2 separate regions of the Homo sapiens genome follow, and region 1 is linked to region 2. The links are chromatin contacts, found by Hi-C or POLR2A ChIA-PET in ENCODE. All regions are on one chromosome and are shown on one strand. The core of a region is the stretch at or near the end of the contact, and the rest is flanking DNA. Distances in the headings are between cores, read along the strand shown.

Region 1 (3,781 bases), core at 1,103-3,602, 170 kb before region 2:
GTTAACTGAAACACTATCGAGTGGGGAAGATACCATCACTAAAATATATATATATATATATATATATATATATATATATTTTTTTTTTTTTTTTTTTTTTTTTTTTTTAAGATAGAGTCTCGGTCTGTCGCCCAGGACGGAGTGCAGTGGCGCAATCTCGGCTCACTGCAACCACCGCCTCCCGGGTTCAAGCAATTCTCCTGCCTCAGCCTCCCGAGTAGCTGGGATTACAGGCAGGTACCACCATGCCCAGCTAATTTTTGTATTTTTAGTAGAGACGGGGTTTCACCATGTTGGCCAGGCACGTCTCAAACTCCTGACCTCAAATGATCCACCCTCCTTGGCCTCCCAAAGTGCTGGGATTACAGGCGTGAGCCACCGTGCCCAGCCTAACATATCTTAAAATATAGATGGTATCTATAAATATGAAATCCCTGTTACACATATCTCTAATCAGACCAGTGCAAGGGTATAGTGGGTTCCTTCCTGTAGCAAACCTAAGGTAGAAAGGTCATGGAAGGCCTCTGTTAGGTATTTTCCCTCCTGCCCGGAGAGGGTTCTGTCCCTTCAGAATTACCATTCCCAAGCTGCCTGGGGAATACAGGCACTGATATCACTCACTAGGACAAGTTCTTCCACTGCTGTCTGGAAATACTCATTTTTATTACCTTTGCCATTGATGCCACCAAAATGGCACTTTTAATGATGGGTAAGAAAACTTGGAATGAAGGTTTTCAATCCTGCAACAATTCCAACTCACATAAAGCCAGCCTTACTCTCAAGAGGGGTGCATCTTGAGTGGATCAAAGTTCTTACCATGGTCTGGCTACTTCTCCAGCCTCATTTTCTATTGCTCTTCTTCTTGCTCCCTGCACTCCAGCATAATAGTTTCCCTGTTGAAACTCAAACCCAGGAAATTTATTCCCATCTCAGGGTCTCAGAGTCTTTGTACTCACTGCTCCCACCACCCGGAGTGCTCTTCACCTGGCTTACTCCCTCTTACTTCATTCAGAGAGGACCTCCTGGAACTAACTAAAGAGCATCTCTTCTCTCCTTTATGCCTGTTACCCTGCTTTATTTTCTTCACAGCACTTACCACTACTTGACATTATATCATATCCCTTTGGTTATGTGAAAGAGACTTTGACTGTATCTATAATATTTAAAGAACTGAAGTGAACATAAAATGCTTTTTAATTCTGTGGTAGATGTATGTATTTTTATAATATCATTCTATTTTGTGTGTTTAAAATACTTTTAAACACAGGTATCTACCAGGTACGGTGGCTCACGCCTGTAATCCCAGCACTTTGGGAGGCTGAGGCGGGAGGATCGCTTGAGCCCAGAATGTCAATGTTGGAGTTAGCCTTGATCGCATCACTGCACCCCAGCCTGGGCAACACAGTGAGACCCATCTCAAAAAAAAAAAAAAAAGTATTTTTAAAATATTTAAAACATAGAGCACAAAATAAGTGTATGAAAACATTTCCTAAAGTGTGCTCACAGAACACTAATTCCTTAGATGATTAAATATGTTTGGAAAATATTGAGCTAAATAAGCTAAACAATTTTATTTACTGCAAGATTTCTGAGTCTTTTATAAACTATTGTTCTCCCAAACCATTTTTCATGTGTTGTTCTAAAAGAGAAATATATAATTTAACTAAGAGATGTTTTCTAAACTTACTTGATCTCAGAAACTTTTTTTTCTAAGAAGTATCTAGTGGATTGTTATTCCACGGAACACATTTTGGGAAACAAATAATTGTGGTGCAGGGGGCTTTTTATGCCTTGTTCACCACTGTACTCCCAATACCTACAAAGCATCTGAGACATAGTGGATGCTCATACAGATTTGTTGAATGAATGAATCACTGATTTGATACTGCTATTTCAGCCTCTTGTCAGGGGGCTAGACTACATAACTTTTCAGTCTCTTCTAAAGTACTTTAGTACTTTAGAACCACTGGGTGAGATTTCCATAGGGCAGCAAAAACAGAGTGTCAAGGGTCTGACAGAAAGCAGCTGAAATACAATTTCAGTGAAATTCCAAATCCAACCTAGCTCACAGTTAAATTACACATCTTCAGTCTCTCCATACTTCTCTTTCTCTCTCTCTCTCACCTCACTCCTGTCTCTCCCTCATCCTCTCACCCCCTCTTACGCCTGCTTCTTAACAAGAAACAGATCCATAAATTCAGGACTGAGATTGGTTTCTGGAACTTAAACTAAGGCTGTCAGAGAGATACCAGCCAACTGATGTGGCACACTGGACCACTAGATGCCACTGTGCTCCTCAGAAACACACCTGGGGCACCTCTCCACCTGCCGCTGCCAAGATCAGATCCCACAGGTGGAACTCAGCATGGGGGTCAAGCCCTCTGCCAAAGCTGCAAGCCTCAGGCATGGTTTGTTTGTGCTGCACCACAGGGTGGTTTGTGCTGCAGCAGGAGAGAATGCACACGCCTGTAACATTTTGAGTTATTTGAACTTTCCTTTCTCCTTTTGTCCCCATGCAGTGCTTTTGTGCTGATGGTCCTTATGTCAGGAGGAACAATTTTGAAGCTTCAATCAGAGAGACAGAGTGGTAGATACAGCACAAGGGCAGATCCACCTGCCTAAGCCCCTCTGGAGGCTGGGATGCAGAGGAGGAAGGAGGAGGTGCAGAAGCAAAGCCTTGAAAATACTGTACTTCTGGTGCTGACGGCCCCATTCCCCTGAGGCCTACTGGAGCTCACCATAGTTACTGTAAGCAGTCATTCTAAGTACTGATTGCAGTGCTTATCTCTGCTGAAGGGCCAGCACATTTTTTAAGTCACAGTGTGGCTTTGGATTTAGGGCTTCATAAGAAGGTTAGGAGTAAGGATGCTCAAAGGACCCCACTGTTGAAGGGCACTCTGTTAATACATACCCACCTGCATTTATAAGTGTGTGCTGGCCATTCACCCTCAAGTTCAGTACCAGGTTTCATGGTGTCCTGAAGTCTTCAGCTTAATTATTATAATCAGTCATCATTCATTGAGTGCTTACTATGTACTAAGAATTGCACATATGCTATTTTATATAATCCTCACAACAATCCAATGATGTAGGTACTAGTTATTTTACAGAAAAGGAAGCCAAGATCAAAGGTTAAATGATTTGCTCAAGCTTACACCGTAGGGGTAAGGGGAGATTTAAACCTAGGTCTGACTTAAAGGCCCAGTCCCTTACCACTATGCTATTCTTCCTTCATTGTTAGGCTCCACACACCTTACCTTCTAAAGGCCCTCAACACCTCCATGCCTGTAAAGCAAAAGTAGTCTGGCTTTGTCAAGGGTCAGGAGACACTGCTAGGAAACCTGCTCTCTGAGAACAGATGGCTCAGACGGTGAGAATAATTTCTTTCAGGGTGATTGGGAAGGACATGGGCAAGGGAGAGGAGCATCTGTAACCAGGAAGGAACCAGGACATTATCTCTTCCTGTGGCCTGAATCCTACCCTGATATGCTGAGAGAGGTTTGTCCTGTTCAATTCCATGAGCTACTGTTCATCAGTGAGAGGTCTAGGATTTGGCCCTTGACTTGACCAGACATGAGTATTAAGGGCTGTGACTGAGTTCTGGCCTTGCCAAATGCATAGCTACCATCTGTTCATTAAGTAATCCTTCCAGAAGCTTCCAGCCTCCCCTCCTCCCCCCAACACACATGCACACACATACCAACACTTGCGTCTCCTTTGTATGTAAGGACTAAGTGACCCTTATTTTCCTGACCTCGCTACATTAGCGCTATCTAAGCAT
Region 2 (3,914 bases), core at 181-2,680:
CCACACCCGGCTAATTTTTTGTATCTTTAGTAGAGATGGGGTTTCACTATGTTGGCCAGGCTGGTCTCGAACTCCTGACCTCATAATCTGCCAGCCTCAGCCTCCCAAAGTGCTGGGATTACAGGCATGAGCCACCGCACCCAGCCTTGAGTGCCATTCTTTAATGGTGCATTCATTAATTCTTTAATGGTATAGAAGGTTGGCTCCTGTCTGGAATACATTTGTCTGAAGTAAAGCTGTGCTAGCCCAAGAATGAAATGTGGTCTTTTATCATCAAACCTCCTTCACTAGGAACAATAGAACATTCCTTTGTATGAAGCTAGTGTTTAGTGCATAGCCAGTAAGCATATGTAACCCATTGAATAAAAATAGCAGTTATCATTATGTGCTACGGGGGAAAAAGATGTCCCCTTCCTCATTACAGTAAGGGAGTCTTATTGCATACCTCTCAGGAAACCTAATAATGTGTTACATGAATTTTCCATGGGAAGGAACAACTGGTTAGGAAATAAAATACTATACTTCTATACAGTGACATTCAAGCCTAGAAGTCCAAAGAAGCCGAAAACTGCTCTGAGAATGGTCCCAGCAGGATTGAAATACCTCCTCAAAGCATACTGAGCAAATTTCCATGATGCCAGGCCTCTTGGAAAAGTTTCTGGGGGTCAGAGGCCACTGCAGCTGCCTCCTTCCTCTCCTCTCAACCACTTGCTCAAGTGGAAAAAATGTTTAGAAGGGTAAGTTACCACAGTTCTCAGTTATACTGATCTCCCCTCTAGGGAAGTCTCATCCTGGGTGCAAACGGAAGTGCAGTTTGGGATTTGTACTCATGTCCCAGGCATCTGCCAGCCCTTTGCCCAAATTAAGAACTTCAAAGAGCAGATGACCAGGATGAGTGAAGTAATGAAGGGAGAGCAGAGCGGGGCATGGGAGGGTGGTCACAGCTCTTCAGGAGACATGTGGAGGTGAGAGGTAACATTTCAGACACGAGACGCTCCTAACACAGAACCATAGAGTGGTACTGCCTGCCATGCTGGCTGCCACTTCAGCTCCTGTGCTTTCCTCCTGTGGCACGTGGTGGGGACACACTGCCTTCCTGCCCCTTCATACAGGAGTTAACCACAGAGCACAGCATCGGGCCTTTTTTTGTGTCTTGAAAGTCAGTTCTTGGAACTTACCATGGCACAGAAATATTTCTCATTTGTCTTCTGTGTCCAGGAGAGGTAGAGGAAGCCACACTTTTATGCACAGAGGTGAGTTCCTTGAGCTTCAAGACCAGTTTTGCAATTGCCTATAAAAAGGTCACTGCACCTTTTCTGTTTGTCCTCACCTCCCACTGCCTGCCCACTTGATAGTTATCTTTTGATGTCATAACTTTCCCAGAGGCAGCATATTGTGCTGTCTAAAGAACATTATGTTTTCAAATTGCTCAGCCTGGGTCACATGTGCCTATATAACCTGACCAGTCCTTGGAACAAAAAAACACCAGATGGTGCAAATACACTTGCGTAGAGAGCCCCTTCCTGCAATCCGAGCTTCCTCTCCTGGAGCTCAACCTTCCACCAATGAGCTTCAACATGGTTCAAAGTTAGAACTCTTTCAACTTACGTTCGCCAGAGAATATGGCCTTTTTTACAAAATCCCATTCTGAACTTGGGCCTAGTTGGTACTGTCCTTTAAAGCCACATTTCCTCTTAGCAGAAAGGTTATAATCAGAAGCTTTAAAACCTATGTGTTCTCATTTACAAAAATGAGTCAAATCAGTGCCATTAAATAGAGCAATCATCAGAGAATGTGGTCAGGTAACTTTTCATGAGACTGTACAATAGAAGCTCCTTATGAAATAAAGATTAATATTTTACTATGATGAAACATTTTATATATACTATCTTATTTCATCCTTATAGCAACTCAGTATGGAACTGTTCTCCTCCATTTTAAGAAGAAATTTAGTCTTAGAGAGATTGAGTAGCACCGTGGTATGATGGCCAGACCACAGCAGAACTGAGACTGGAATCCAGATGATATAATGTCTTCCTCATGCTGTTTGCAATTTCATATCTGAGAATTGGCACCTTCGTGCTACACAATCTGGCTTGCAGATTGTCAATTTATAAGAAAAAAATATGCTTTTTATGTTCTAGAAAAGTTTCAACCCTTCCTGTCAACTTTATTGCCTTAAAAATAGGGAGTTCTGTTCCATTTGCTTTTAAAGCTTTTAATAAATTGCTTCTTTAAACTGCTTTAAAAGAGTCAGAAAGAGACATCAGGTGGTTAATCTCAAACTGCTTTAAGAATGTAGATGCTTTTTCAGGAAATAGAGTCAGGCAGGTGAGGGGGTGGAGAGGTGGCAAAACAGTGTGAAGGAAGTGAGGAGGTGGTAGTGAAAATATTCCAAGAAATTATTTTCTTTTATAAACTGTAACCATGAGCTGGAAAAGGCACTGATTTGCACAACCCTTTTTATTAATAGCTAATAGAGTTAATTTTGTATCCTTTCAGAGGACTTAAAAAAGTTCATTACAAAGTATTTCTTTTAAGATCATTGACTTGCAAATCCTGGGTGAGTTACAGTCTTGCAATTCAATCTAGAAATATAAGGTCACAGAAATCTGACACTGAGGTAGCAAGTGTGTCAGCCAACCATCCCATTCCATTCTAATAATGTCATCTCACTAGTTTATAAAAAGAAACTATTCTGTTAACCCTCAGAAACATGGGACGGTGAATTCGGGGGAGTGTGGGCCCAAGGGTCTTGGTGAACTTAATTTCATCACCATTTTTGTTAGGAGGGAGGAAGCAGCCACTAATGCAGCCCAGAGTTTCATTTCCAGAGGCTGCTGCAGAGACTCAAGTCTGCTGGGCATCCAAAGTAGTCCGGTGCATTTCCTTCCCAAAGGAAGTTCAAGGTCAATGGGGAATCACCTCTTCATTCAAAATGTTTTCTTAGATGAATCAAACATAAGCTTCTTTGTTTTTTTATTGTTTTGAGGGTTTTTTTTGTTTTGTTTTTTGAGACAGAGTTTCGCTCTTGTTGCCCAAGCTGGAGTGCAATGGCGGGATCTTGGCTCACCGTAACCTCCGCCTCCCAGGTTCAAGCGATTCTTCTGCTTCAGCCTCCCGAGTAGCTGGGATTACAGGGGCACGCCACCTCTCCTGGACAATTTTTTGTATTTTTAATAGAAACGGGGTTTCACCATGTTAGCCAGGCTGGTCTCGAACTCCTGACCTCAGGTGACCTGCCTGCCTTTGCCTTCCAAAGTGCTGGGATTACAGACGTGAGCCACCATGCCCGGCCTTGTCTTTTGTCTCTCTCTCTTTTTTTTTTTTTTTTTTTTTAGCATCACAGATATTTCTAAAAGGAGGAGGCAGTGGAATAGAAAGCACTAGTTCATGATTTCACTGCTTGAGGGGCCAAAAGTCCCTAAGACTTACATCCTCGAAGAACTAGACTCTTATTTTGGCCACTAGTATGTGGCCTTGGACAAGTCCTTACCTATTTTTGGATGCATTTCCCTCATTTCTACCTCCAGGCAGAGACTCAAGGGCTGAAAGTCTTAAGACCTAGATTCTCACTCTAGCCTAGATTCTCACGCTAGCCACCTCTACATGGGCAAGTCATATAGCCTGGCATATACATATTTTAGGCAGATGTTTATTGTTTTTTACTTTTTCAATGCTGCTTTCTCCTCAATCTCTCTTTTCCCAGCAAAATGTGATCTACCACTGATACTACTACTACTAGTACTACTAAACACGTATATTCAGCCAAATAAAAAAGAATTGTTTCCTTCCAACACATCAACTCATAGAATAAATTGATGGGAAGGGGAAAGGTTACATCAAACTTGCAGAGGTGATGGAAAGCTTTGGGAGGAAGATTCCATTTTGAAAAGGGGCTCAATTTTCCCTAC

Evidence for each region. Hi-C counts contacts between places; a loop is a spot of excess contacts on that map. ChIA-PET counts read pairs that join two places held with the same protein, here RNA polymerase II (POLR2A). Pooled maps may share reads with other maps.
Region 1: a pooled map shows a loop between it and region 2 (1.9-fold over the local background). The contact joins two enhancer-like sites. A Hi-C loop is called at or near these places in 1 of 50 pooled maps. POLR2A ChIA-PET finds 5 or more read pairs at or near these places in 2 of 52 experiments (IMR-90 and activated T-cell).

The regions. Positions count from the first base shown.
Region 1 is chr4:76,732,167-76,735,947 of GRCh38, reverse strand. All of the region lies in intron 4 of SHROOM3 (shroom family member 3), which reads right to left. The region is part of intron 2 of SHROOM3-AS1 (SHROOM3 antisense RNA 1); the gene reads left to right. Among named protein-coding and RNA genes, the nearest start is that of SHROOM3-AS1, 68 kb to the left of the region's middle. Within about 2 kb of position 2,352, at least 2 of the 41 ENCODE cell types and tissues checked have a DNase peak (open chromatin) inside an H3K27ac peak, as active enhancers do.
Region 2 is chr4:76,561,112-76,565,025 of GRCh38, reverse strand. All of the region lies in intron 2 of SHROOM3 (shroom family member 3), which reads right to left. Among named protein-coding and RNA genes, the nearest start is that of MIR4450, 10 kb to the left of the region's middle. Within about 2 kb of position 1,430, at least 7 of the 41 ENCODE cell types and tissues checked have a DNase peak (open chromatin) inside an H3K27ac peak, as active enhancers do.